Linked DNA regions of Homo sapiens: region 2 is linked to region 1. A link is an interaction called in ENCODE POLR2A ChIA-PET data of the cell type or tissue named here. Cell type or tissue: CD4-positive, alpha-beta T cell. All regions are shown on one strand. Each heading gives the region's core, and the rest is flanking DNA. Links, peaks and the distances in the headings are about the cores only.

Region 1 (7,755 bases), core at 1,574-5,573:
CAAAACAAAGTTGTATTCTTGAATAACTTTGCTAAATTATTCAAGTTCTAATATTCTTGAACTTAAAGCAGAATTACATTCCACCTGAACCAGTAACACAATTCCCTAGTGAACCAAACCTATGGTATAGACAGTCCACACCTGACATACCTTCTGCACATACCAACAGGTAGAATGGTAAGGAAAAAAAAAAAAAACACCAAACAGGAAAGGCATGAAAACAATAACTTAGTTATATATGGATTGACATATAATCTATACTGAAAAACCATGAATTTATGTTTTTCAACAAACAGTAATCTTTAAATGCTGACCAACTGAAGTATAAGTGAATAAAATCAGATGCCAGATGGCCCTGAATTTCTTCAATTAAAATGGACTCTATCCTTAAAATACAACTGAGTTTAAGATAGTTGAGGGTAAAAGGTCAGAGAAGAGAAAAGAGCAAGTGTTGGTTTTTATGTGTGTGTGTATGCATGGATGTTTCTTTGTTTGAAGTGGTTATCCCATTTCTCCCAAAAACATATTTTCTAGTCTTTTCTCCTTATACCCACCAGACATGCAACCTGAAAAAAAAAAAATCCATGTCAGAGATTCTGCCAAATGTATGCCATGGTATTGTCTCCATTGCCTTGCCCCCTATCATTCCCTACCAAAATCAATGGCCATCACATGGAAGTGGCCTAATATTCCTTTAGGACATTCTTATGCCACTGCTGCTTTTTCAACTTACTGTTGGAACTTTAACCTAATCCCTTATCTTCTAAACTCCACAGTGGTCACATAACCTAGTTCCTTATCTTCTAAATTCCAAATGAACCAAGTACTGTTGTCATTCATAACCCTGGGCGAAGGTTAAGTTGAACATAGTGTTATTTTATTTGTACATTTAAACTTTTCCATTAACTCAAAAATAACCCAGATTTTTTTTTTTTTTTTTTTTTTTTTTTGAGACAGCGTCTCACTCTGTCGCCCAGGCTGGAGTGCAATGGTGTGATCTCGGCTCACTGCAACCTCCACCTCCCAGGTTCAAGTGATGCTCCTGCCTCAGCCTCCCGAGTAGCTGGGACTACAGGCACCCGCCACCACGCCCAGCTAATTTTTATATTTTTAATAGAGACAGGGTTTCACCATGTTGGCCAGGATGGTCTCGATCTCTTGACCTTGTGATCCGCCTGCCTGGGCCTCCCAAAGTGCTGGGATTACAGGCGTGAGCCACCACGCCCGGCCCCAGATTTCTTTATAGTAAATCCATGTTAACATGCTGAAAATGTTTTTATTTACTCTCCTAGCTGAAGGTGAAGAATGAATGAATGATTACACCCTGTTGGTTTCTTGGTATACTGCTTCATATCATGGACTCTTTAAACAGAGAAATGGAATATTGCCACCCTTGCCTTCCTGGAAGAGGGGGAAGAGCATCAAAAATCAAGTCTACAGGCCTGGCGCAGTGGTGGCTCACGCCTGTAATCCCAGCACTTCCAGAGGCCAAGGTGGGCAGATCACTTGAGCCCAGGAGTTCCAGACCAGCCTGGGCAACAGAGTGAAACCCTGTATCCACCAAAAATACAAAAAATTAGCTGGGTGTGGTGGCCACGCCTGTAGTCCCAGCTACTCGGGAGGCTGAGGTGGGAGGATCCCTTGAGCCCGGGAGGTGGAGGTTGCAGTGAGCCAAGATCTTGCCACTGCACTCCAGCCTGGGGGACAGAGTGAAACCCTATCTCAAAAAAAAAAAAAAAAAATCAAGTCTATAAAATAATTTGGCCATGTGAAGTGGCTCACACCTGTAATCCCAGCACATTGGGAGGCCAAGATGGGCGGATCACCTGAGGTCAGGAGTTCAAAACCAGCCTGGCCAACATGGTGAAACCCCATCTCTACTAACAATACAAAAATTAGCGAGGTGTGGTGGCAGGCACCTGTAAAATCCTAGCTACTCTGGAGGCTGAGGCAGAAGAATCACTTGAACCCGGGAGGCAGAGGTTGCAGTGAGCGGAGATCTTGCCATTGCACGCCAGCCTGGGCAACACAGTGAGACTTAATCTCAAAAAGTAAAATAGGCAGGGCGCAGTGGCTCAGGCCTGTAATCCCAGCACTTTGGGAGGCCAAGGCTGGCGGATCACCTGAGGTCAGGAGTTCGAGACCAGCCTGGCCAACCTGGTGAAACCTCGTCTCTACTAAAAAATATAAAAATTAGCCGGGCATGGTGGCACGCGCCTGTATTCCCAGCTACTCAGGAGGCTAAGGAATGAGAATTGCTTGAACCCGAGAGGCGGAGGTTGTGGTGAGCCGAGATCGCGCCATTGCACTCCAGCCTGGGTGACAAGAGCGAAACTCCGTCTCAAAAAAATAAACAAATAATAAAAAATAAATAATCCACTATCACAGAGGGTTTCTTAACTTTTACTAAATACAGATGTATACCAAAAAGTTTTTTCAATACTGAAAGATTGTAGCCAATAGTGAAAACTCCAAAGGCTGTAAATGTGAGCTTTCTAAAATTCTTTTTTAACTAAAACTTGACAGCTGTAAAGAAAACCATCTTTGCCTTATGTTTGTCTAATCATACCCCTTTAAGGAAGCATCAAGCTCTAATTTGCTTCAATGAAAGAAATGTGTAGCCAATTCATTCTACATAGGAACTATATCTTGTAAGCCACGATGTATCGTTGTATTTTTGCTCTTAAGGTATATAAACAACGTCTACCATTCTACACATTAACCAGAACCTTAAATCTGATGATTGTCGTAGCACTTCTAAGATTTCTTAGATGTGCCAATAGGTGGAAGGTGGCAGCCCTCTTCAAGGACAAATTTCCACTGCAGGCACCTTTTCCAAAACTTTCCCTTGCCTGCTATTGTAATGTTCTAAGTTCTCTCTTTTTTTTTTTTTTTTTTTTTTTGAGACCGAGTCTCGCTCTGTTGCTCAGACTGGAGTGCAGTGGCACTATCTCGGCTTACTGCAACCTCTGCCTCCTGGGTTCAAGCGATTCTCCTGCCTCAGTCTCCTAAGTAGCTGGGATTACAGGCGTGCACCACCATGCCTGGCTAATTTTTGTATTTTTAGTAGAGACGAGGTTTCACCCTGTTGGTTAGGCCGGTCTCAAACTCCTAACCTCGTGATGCACCCGCCTCGGCCTCCCAAAGTGCTGGGATTACAGGCGTGAGCCACCACGCCCAACCGTAATGTTCTAAATTCTCTTGACTACGATTTTGTTCCATCCCGCCTTAACCCGTAGGGTGACTCCACTCTGCTTCCCACGGGAGCAAAGGAGCCCCTTTTGTTTCTTCCAGACCCAATGTTTCAACGAAGGACTACTGAGTCCACATGTTTACAGTGGACAGTGTGGGTCTCAGGAAGGTAAACGGAGGCTTACAACCAGGTAAACTCCTGGGGTTCAAACCGGGGACGAGTAGAAGGGAGCCTAAGAGGCGGAGGTCCCTTTTGCTGCCAGTGGGCTCAGAAGGGGCCGAATGCTTACGGACCCTCCAGGGGAGGGCCGGTGGCCACCGTGCTGGTGCCGCTGAGAACGGCGGCGGTGGCGGGACCGCCAGTCTCGGGAAGCACAGCGGCCAATGGGTCCCCGGCGCCTTTCCGACGCCCATAGCGTGAGGACGTGCGAAAATGCGCCCTCCAGCGGCGGTTGCTCCCCGCCGCCCATGTGCCCACTGTGGGCGAGGGCACGGGCAGTCCGGACTCACCGTGCGGCTCGGGCCGGGGCCCCGCGGGCGGCGGCGGCTGCTGGTGCTGCAGTGGCGCGGTGGCGGCGGAGGCCGAGGTGATGAGCAGCCGCTGGAAGCGGTTGGGCGGGCGGCAGGGCACCTCCAGGCCGGCCGCCAGCTTGGCCTTGTTGGCGCTGGTGAGGCGCTTGAGGTGCACGAGCAGCTGTGGCTGGTCGCGGCGGAAGTGCGGGTTGTGGAAGTGATGGAGCGGCCCATTGCCTGCCGGTTTGCCGCCCCCCGGCCCGCCCAGCACCACCTTGCGGAAGCCGTAGAGGTTGAGCTGGCGGATGAAGCTGGTGAAGCTGGTGGTTTTGAAGAGCTCGGGCTCGGCCCCGGCCCCCGCAGTCCCGCCACCGCCCCCCGGCCCGGGCGGGCTGAGCAGCTCGGCCTCGAAGAGCGGCTGATCGATAAGCAGCCCCTCGCCGCGGCCGTCCCAGCGGATGGAGCGGTAGCGCGGGCTGTTCACCAGGCGCCACAGCTTGGCGGGGAAGTTGTTGGGGTTGATGGGGGTGGAGAGCAGCGCCTCCATCGCCCCGCCGGGCCGGGGCCTCGCCCCCCGAGCCTAGCTCTCCCACACCGTTCTCGATCCCTCCCCGGCCTTCGCCTCGCCCTGCCCGCTCCTGCCGGCGCCCATCCGCCGCGTACCAGGGACCGTTGGCGCACGAGGCCCCGCGGCGCCTCCCAGCGCGGCCAATGGGGCCTCGAGTTCCCGCCACGCGGCGTGGGCACCTCCCCCTCGGCGGCCGCGTGCCCCAGCTCGGCCCGCCGGACGCCTGCGGGACCCGGGCAGGAGCCCCTTCCCCAGGCGTTCCCAGACTTCAGGCCGGGAAGGCTGTCTGCCGGGGTGTTCTAAGTCCTGACAAGAGAGAAGCCCAGTTATCCACCGTGGAATACCAAGAGGCGTGTGTTTCGGCCCAGCCAACTAGTGGAGACTTGGAATGCAGAGAAAGTGTGCGTTAGGCAGCAGAGTTGGTCGTTCTGGGGACCAAAGGGTCTGGTCTGTAATCTTTGCTAACAGTGGAACTGCTTACCTCTCAAACAAAAATGATGCTACTGGAGGTATAATATCTTGAGTAAACGAACTCACCTTTTAGATAGTAGCCCTTTGTATCTTTTAAGATACACTCTTTTAAGTCAGTATTTGTTCAAGACAATTTACTCAAGGTTAGATGAAAACTGAGGTCCCTAGGAGGAGGGAATCACAAGAATCTAAGTACTATCTTGTGTGCCTGCCCAACTAGCTGGTGGCATTTTAGACATTAAAGAGAAATAAAGATGGGACAGAATTCTACGGTATCCATAAGAATCGATCCCTAGCCAATCAATAAATAAGAATGTAACAAGAGCTGTGCTGATTCAAAAAGAGAGGTTCATTTGAAAACGGAAATTGGCCGGGCGCAGTGGCTCATGTCTGTAATCCTAACACTTCGGGAGGCCGAGCTGGGTGGACTGCTTGAACCCAGGAGTTCGAGACCAGCCTGGCCAACATGGTCAAACCCTGTCTCTACTAAAAATACAAAAATTAGCCAGCGTGGTAGCATACCTGTAGTCCCAACTGTTCAGGAGGCTGAGGCAGGAGAATCGCTTGAACCCAGAAGGCGGAGGTTGCAGTGAGCCGAGATCGCACCACTGCACTCCAGCCTGGGGAACAGAGGGAGACTCCATCTCAAAATAAATAAATTGGAAATTGCTGGGAGAAAGGGGTACAATGTTCTACTCTTCTCATGGTCAAAGAATAAGTGAATATTAAGTTTTTTTAGAAATGAAAATAAAACGACCCAACAAAGCAGCACTAATATAGAGATTTTATTTAAACTGTATTGAATTTTTACAGCACATTGCATGTTTGTCACAACGCAACTGCACAGTTTGGATTTTTGGCCACATCATGTCACTTACACCCACAACAGCTCTGAAAGGAGTATTTGATGAACACATCTGAGCCAAGAGCCCAGAGTCTCTCTCCAAGGCCATGCAGTTTGTTCACTGATGGGACAGTCCCTCAAAACAGCCACGCTAAGTAGACAGATACAGTCTCCCCAAATGTTACCAATCTTACTCCCCTTGAAAACAGGCAGAGTGAAGTGCAATGAAAGACAAGTTAATTAAAAAGCCACTCACAACTGGCAGTAAATTTTAATGATTGATAAAATGCTTAAAATAATTTTATGTATCAGAAACAAGGAACAGCTTGTTACTTTTTCAATGATCTCAGGAATTTTGCAGACACAAAATCTCCATTATTCAGCTCCATTTAAATGAAAAAAAAAGTTCCGCTAGGCTGACCTAAATATGCCAAAACTTTTTAGGTTACATCTATGGCAAGTACAAAAGAACCACAGATGCGTCTCTGTAGGACTGAAAAGGTCAGGACAAATAATGATTCTTGTTCTAAATGCAGATCCTAGTTATTTTGGAATGAAATGCTGTTTTCTAGAAAGCAACATGAAAGTAGCAGTAAGAAAGATGACTACCATCATTTCAAAACAGGATAAGCCTAAATATAATTTACCATTTATATGTCAACAAATTAAGGAAAACTGTATAAAGTCCTAGTGGTTTCATTATAGGCCAAGGAGACTGTATCTGTCCCACCCACAGTACATGGCTATATCACTGTATCTTTTGGTTAAGTGCCACTGGTACATATTAAGATGAAAAAAAACAAAAACAAAAACAAAAAAACAAAATAAAATTTTTTAAAAACCAACAACGTTTGGTCCAAATGGACACATGTTCTTTCCCAATTTTGGTATCAAGGCTTTATTCTCTTCTGTTTGGGTTCCATTGTTAAGTGCACAGAAATAGACAGCAGCATTTGTACTGAAACCCTCACATACCAAACAGCATATGCTAGGAGGTAAAAACCAAACGCTAAATTCTACCCTCAAGGTGTCAAGTGTTCAGGATAAGAAGCAATGTGACCCAGAGGAGGCATCAGCCAAGGGAAAGACAACATGGGGGAAATGGGCAATGGAACAACAACAACGAAAACCTTTGTTTTATTTTCATGCCAGGAGAGGATCAAGGTGTAGCTCCTGTGTTAGCACCAGGACAACTAGGAAAAGTCAGGTGCAAAGAGTAGGGCACAATCAGCAGATATTTCACAAGGATAATTTTTGCTTTTCCCTTCTCATTCTTCACAGTGCATAACTCAAGAGCTGCCACTGTGTAACAGAGACGACTGCCTTCACAGCTCAAAATAACTCAATGTTTGCCAGGACCGAACATCAGCAGAGTTTTCCTCTGCTCCCAAAAATGTCTCACTCCCTAGAACTGTTCCCCTAAACTGAATATTCACCAATGCTGGCTGATGAGCCAACTGAAAAATACATTGAAACCTCCACTTGCTGAGCCAGTCTTCAAACCAAACTCCACAGAAAGACAGTACTAATGCAACTAGAAGGAGTGCCTCTAAAGGCTGAGCCTTCATGCAGACACAGAGCACAGAGGTACAGGATATAGTTCATCTCAAATAGGACAGGAATTCCTACCTTGTATACTATAATCTGCTTTTGTCAAGGTGGAGGAGAGATGGGTCTGGTTATCACTTGGAGTTTGGTTATACATATGCCTTTCTATTGCTGTTTGGGGCACTTTGCACCAGGCAACATCTACGCAATCATCATCTTGTGACCTCCAGGAGAAAGAGGCTGGAGTCACCAACTCAACATTAAGCTTCCAGACCCTGGGTCTGGGTTAGGACCATTACCCCAAGGTGAGGGTATCACCAGTAGAGGACCTCCTGCTAAATTGCAATTCCTCTGCTCCAGTTTCATGATACCAAGGAGGATTTCTCAAGATGGTATCTCTGAGCTCTGTGATTTCATGAGCCACACCAAGGAACCTTCCAAACTACAACTGAAGAAGATCCTCCCTTCAAACCTGCTAAAATTGGACAGGTTTCTCCCCGGCATTCAACTGGAAGCTGTAGCAATGGGTTTCTTCAGCTGTTGGCTCATGAGTTCCCTGGCACGAGAGACTTGAATGTGTTCGTAACATGAGTTACAGACGAGAACTGGGTCATAGAGT
Region 2 (4,000 bases), core at 1-4,000, 140 kb before region 1:
ACTTCATTTTAGAGGTGACTTGGGAAAGTCACAGGGTTGGTGGCTGGTGGAGGCAGCAGGGCCAGGACTCTGCCCTTAGTTAGATACATGTATTTTCATCGCACAAGTCTCAGTGTTCCAGTGGGGTGTGACGGTGCCATCATCAGTCTGCAGATTGAGGGAGGTGAGGAGGAAAAAGAGAGGTTGGGAGGTGTGGGGCACACAGGTCAGCAGGTGCGTAAGAGCTGCTGGAGTGGAATAGAAGATGCAGCCAGGGGTAACTCATGAAGGGCTAGACTGGTTTCCCAATGCTCTGCACAGGAATCCTTGAGTAAATCCCAAGGATCCCCTCCCTGGGCCATTGCCCCACTGCCTCCATCTCTTTGGCTAATTTTAGACTTAGGGACTAGAGTGGTGGGATTAGAGTGGTTGGTGGGCTCAACGTGTAGGGACAATGTGTTGTAATAACTTCACTCAGAAGAAAGCTAATGCCTCACACTGGTTCTGTTGAACACTTATGGAGGGAAAAAAACTTGCTGTGTTTGTGGACAACTATGTCACAAACAGTTAGTAGCCCTAAACTTAGTGTGGACATTATATTTCTTGAGCTGAGGCTCCACTACTTGATTATGGCTAAAACACTTTTAACTCTTTTCTTCCCCACCCCGAGACAGAGTCTTGCTCTGTCACCCTAGCTGGAGTGCAGTGGCACGATCTTGGCTCACTGCAACCTCCGCCTCCCGAGTTCAAGCACTTCTCCTGCCTCAGCCTCCCATGTAGCTGGGATTACAGGCGCCCGCCACCACACCTGGCTAACTTTTTATATTTTTAGTAGAGACGGGGTTTCACCATCTTGGCCAGGCTGGTCTTGAACTCCTGATCTCATGATCCACCCACCTTGGCCTCCCAAAGTGCTGGGATTACAGGCATAAGCCACCGTGCCCAGTCAAGACACTTTAACTCTTTGAGTCTCAGTCTCCTCATCACCAAATAAGGATGTTAACTAGTTCCAGGGTTTCTGTGAGAATCAAATGAGATACTGGATATGAAAGCCCTTTGTCAACTGTATTTGGGTTTGTTTTGTTGTTTTCTGAGACACGGTCTCACTCTGTCCCCCAGGCTGGAGTGCAGTGGCGCCATCACGGCTCACTGCAGCCTCAAACTCCCAGACTCAAGGGATCCTCCCACCTCAGCCTCCCAAGTAGCTGGGACTACAGGTGTACACCACCATGCCTAGCTAATTTTTTGTAGAGATGGGCTTTTGCCATGTTGCCCAGGTTGGTCTTACACTCCTGGGTTCAAAGTGATCTGCCCGCTTTGACCTCCCCAAGGTGCTGGGATTAGAGGCATGAGCCACAGCACCCAGCACCTTTGTCAACTGTAAAAATATTTACATGAAAGGCTTTACTGATACTAAACATGAACCAGACTTCCAGACAAAGTTATTATTAGTCTGTTCTTAAACATGACCTACCTGCCTCTTTCATAGAGACCAGATGTCAGGGAGGGGACCTGAGGATCAAGTAGCAGGCTGCAGACAGACTAGGAGTAACAAGGCAGAAGCCACACCAAGAGCAAAGCCTCAGTTCCCAACCCTGGTGAAACTGCTCCCCTCCAAGACCAGACCATCCTGACCCTTGCTCTATCAGCTACCAGTCCTTTCTTGAGCTGGAGGCTGCATTATCAATGCACTGCCACTGAGCTCCTCAGTGTTCTGGGAGACCCTAATTCCACAGTATGTGGCAGGGAGGAAGCAGGGAATGAGGCAAGGGCAGGCAAGGGGAAGGCAGCCTGGCTACTATTCCTAGTCTCTGTCTGACTTGCATCTGTCCTTGTTGAGCTAGGGAGGAGGCTTGCTCTTCAGGAGAGAAGCCAAACTACTGAGCAAGACAAGGAGAGATCTTAAGATGCTATGCACTCAGAACTTCGGCAGCCAGGACGGGACTGAAACTCTGACAGACACAATGGGCCAATGGGGCAGGACATAGCTCTCATGGCTGCCCTCATAGCCATGGAAAGCAGGGCAGCAGTACCAGGACCGCCCACTCCCAGGGAGCTGTGAACCAAGTCCTTGTCTTAGTTTCTTTGGGTTCCCAGTAGAGGATGGGACTCCAGCACCTTTCTGCCTGTCTGGGTTGCTGAGTGGCACCACCTGCATGTTCAAGTACCAGAGAAAGCAAGAAAGCTAATTCAGCAGCAGCTCCCGGGGAGAGCCCACTTGGCACAGTCTGTAGAGTCCAGGAAGGAAAACAGGCCACCCTTCCCCCACAAGCATCAATGCCTATGCTATGTCTTTTGCTTCCTGTGAGACTGTCAGTTAGGGCCCAGTTCAGTGTAGGGCTGAGGCAGCCTGAATGTGGTTATTTGTGCAAGCTCCTCTTGCCTCCCCTCCCCACAACTGTTTCCATTCTCACCAAGCAGCCACGTCCGGGTCAGACACCCAGGACAGCAGCTGGGGCTTTCCAAGGGACTTTTTGAGAAGCTAGTGAAAGTTGGGTGTTGGCTGCACAGCCTGGGCACTTGCTGAAACGCACTTCTTCCATCCAGGACGTAAGCTCTAGCCTGGCAGGGTTGCTTTCAGGTTGAAATTGAACAGAAATCACCACCCACGGAGCTTTCTGTTTGCTGGGCTGGGGAAATCCTTGAGAAACTCAGTTTGGAGTTGGGGTTATCTGACCATTCCCTCAGAGCTTGAAGGCACCAGAGAAAATGGTTTTGGTTTGAAGACCATAGTGGACATGAGCAGCCCGGCCAGTCCCAGTTTCCCTCCCATAGGCCTATGTGAGGACAAGGAAGGGGAGTAGACAAACTAATCAGAGTCAGGTCGCATCTCTCCTCCTTCCCACACTCTCCAGGCCACAGGTAACAAGCAAAATCAACTCAAGAGCAACACCAGGTGGCTGAGACACAAAGCCCTAGCACAGGCAGCTCTGCCCTAGCACAGCACAGCTCACCCTGCAGTTGTGGTTCTCAGCATTTCCCCTACTATTTTGGCTGATTGTGCACATATTCTATGTATTGAAAAATGGCCCAAAAAGGAGAGCAAAAGTATTTCACCTTTATAATACTTATATAATTTTCACATAGCTTCGTTTCTACAATCACAACAATCCTGAGGTAAACAGGCAGGGTGCAATCATTCTCTTTTTAGAGGGAGAACAAGGAACTTAGGGAAATCAAAATGGGGATACGAACAGGATTTCTGTGGAAATTTAAATGAGAATTTGTGGTAAATTTTTTTATCCTAAAACAACTCACCTTGGCCGAAAAATGGGATGTTACCCAAGGTCCCCTACTAGGCCGGAGGAGAAAAGGACCTACCTCCTACAGGGGCACAAACAAGGGAGACTAGGACTCAATGGTCGCCCAAGGCCCAAGGGTCTCCAGTGAGTGCTTGAGACTGGCCTAAGGTATAGGAAGAGCCGTGAAGAGAAGAAAATAGACAAGCAGGGGAGGGAAGAATTATTAAACATGGTCAAGGAGCACTCTACAAAGCCTCAGGATTTCTTCAAGGGATACTGCTGTGCCAGGTCTCGAGGGCAGAAGGATACAAGTGTGAGACACCAGGGCCACCAAGTTGATGGGGTTACTGAGCCTCTGGATCAGCACCCTCCGATAGGAAGCAAGGAAGCACACTACAAAGGCTGCAATCCCAGAGGCTGAGACAGTCAAGAGGGAGTAGAAGGGCCTCTGCTGCTCTGGGAAGGTTCTTATAGGGCAAATAAGCTATTACTGTGCCTAAGAGAATGGAAGAGGGAGGCAAGGCAGGTGTCATGGCCTTCAGAACTTTCTCGAGGTTCATATTTATTGACATTTGACCTAGAGTCCTTGGCATGGGGAAGGCACAGACCTGGGCCACGGGTAGGAAAATCAGCATCCTACTCTCTCCTCAATTCCATCTGTTAATCCACCAACCCAAATCCCTCCCACCCCACCTGTAGTCCAAAGAAGATAAAATGATAAAATGATGTGCTGCTCTCTCAACAGTCAGCTGAGTCTGAATTGGAGGGTAGGAAGTATT

What was found. Peaks named below come from ENCODE experiments on the same cell type or tissue, not always from the same donor. Only the 100,000 strongest peaks of a DNase experiment are listed, where the experiment ranks them.
Region 2: POLR2A ChIA-PET joins it to region 1 with 10 read pairs; 8 of 35 experiments call an interaction of 5 or more read pairs at or near these places.

The regions. Positions count from the first base shown.
Region 1 is chr17:58,484,023-58,491,777 of GRCh38, forward strand. HSF5 (heat shock transcription factor 5) reads right to left here and starts at 4,386. Exons shown (of 6, transcript NM_001080439.3): 1 at 3,703-4,386. The coding sequence starts at 4,252. It overlaps MTMR4 (myotubularin related protein 4), which reads right to left. Exons shown (of 18, transcript NM_001378067.1): 18 at 5,515-7,755. The coding sequence ends at 7,641. RefSeq lists silencers at 3,668-3,787, 4,048-4,097. In CD4-positive, alpha-beta T cell, for the core only: CTCF peaks have their summits at 3,665 (motif pointing left) and 3,867; a DNase peak (open chromatin) is centred at 3,909; H3K4me3 peaks cover 1,144 bases.
Region 2 is chr17:58,342,161-58,346,160 of GRCh38, forward strand. SUPT4H1 (SPT4 homolog, DSIF elongation factor subunit) reads right to left here. Exons shown (of 5, transcript NM_003168.3): 5 at 3,018-4,000. All of the region lies in intron 3 of TSPOAP1-AS1 (TSPOAP1, SUPT4H1 and RNF43 antisense RNA 1), which reads left to right. Among named protein-coding and RNA genes, the nearest start is that of SUPT4H1, 8.0 kb to the right of the region's middle. RefSeq lists an enhancer at 2,058-2,587. In CD4-positive, alpha-beta T cell, for the core only: CTCF peaks have their summits at 2,856 and 3,055; DNase peaks (open chromatin) are centred at 2,401 and 2,871; H3K4me3 peaks cover 3,194 bases; H3K27ac peaks cover 4,000 bases.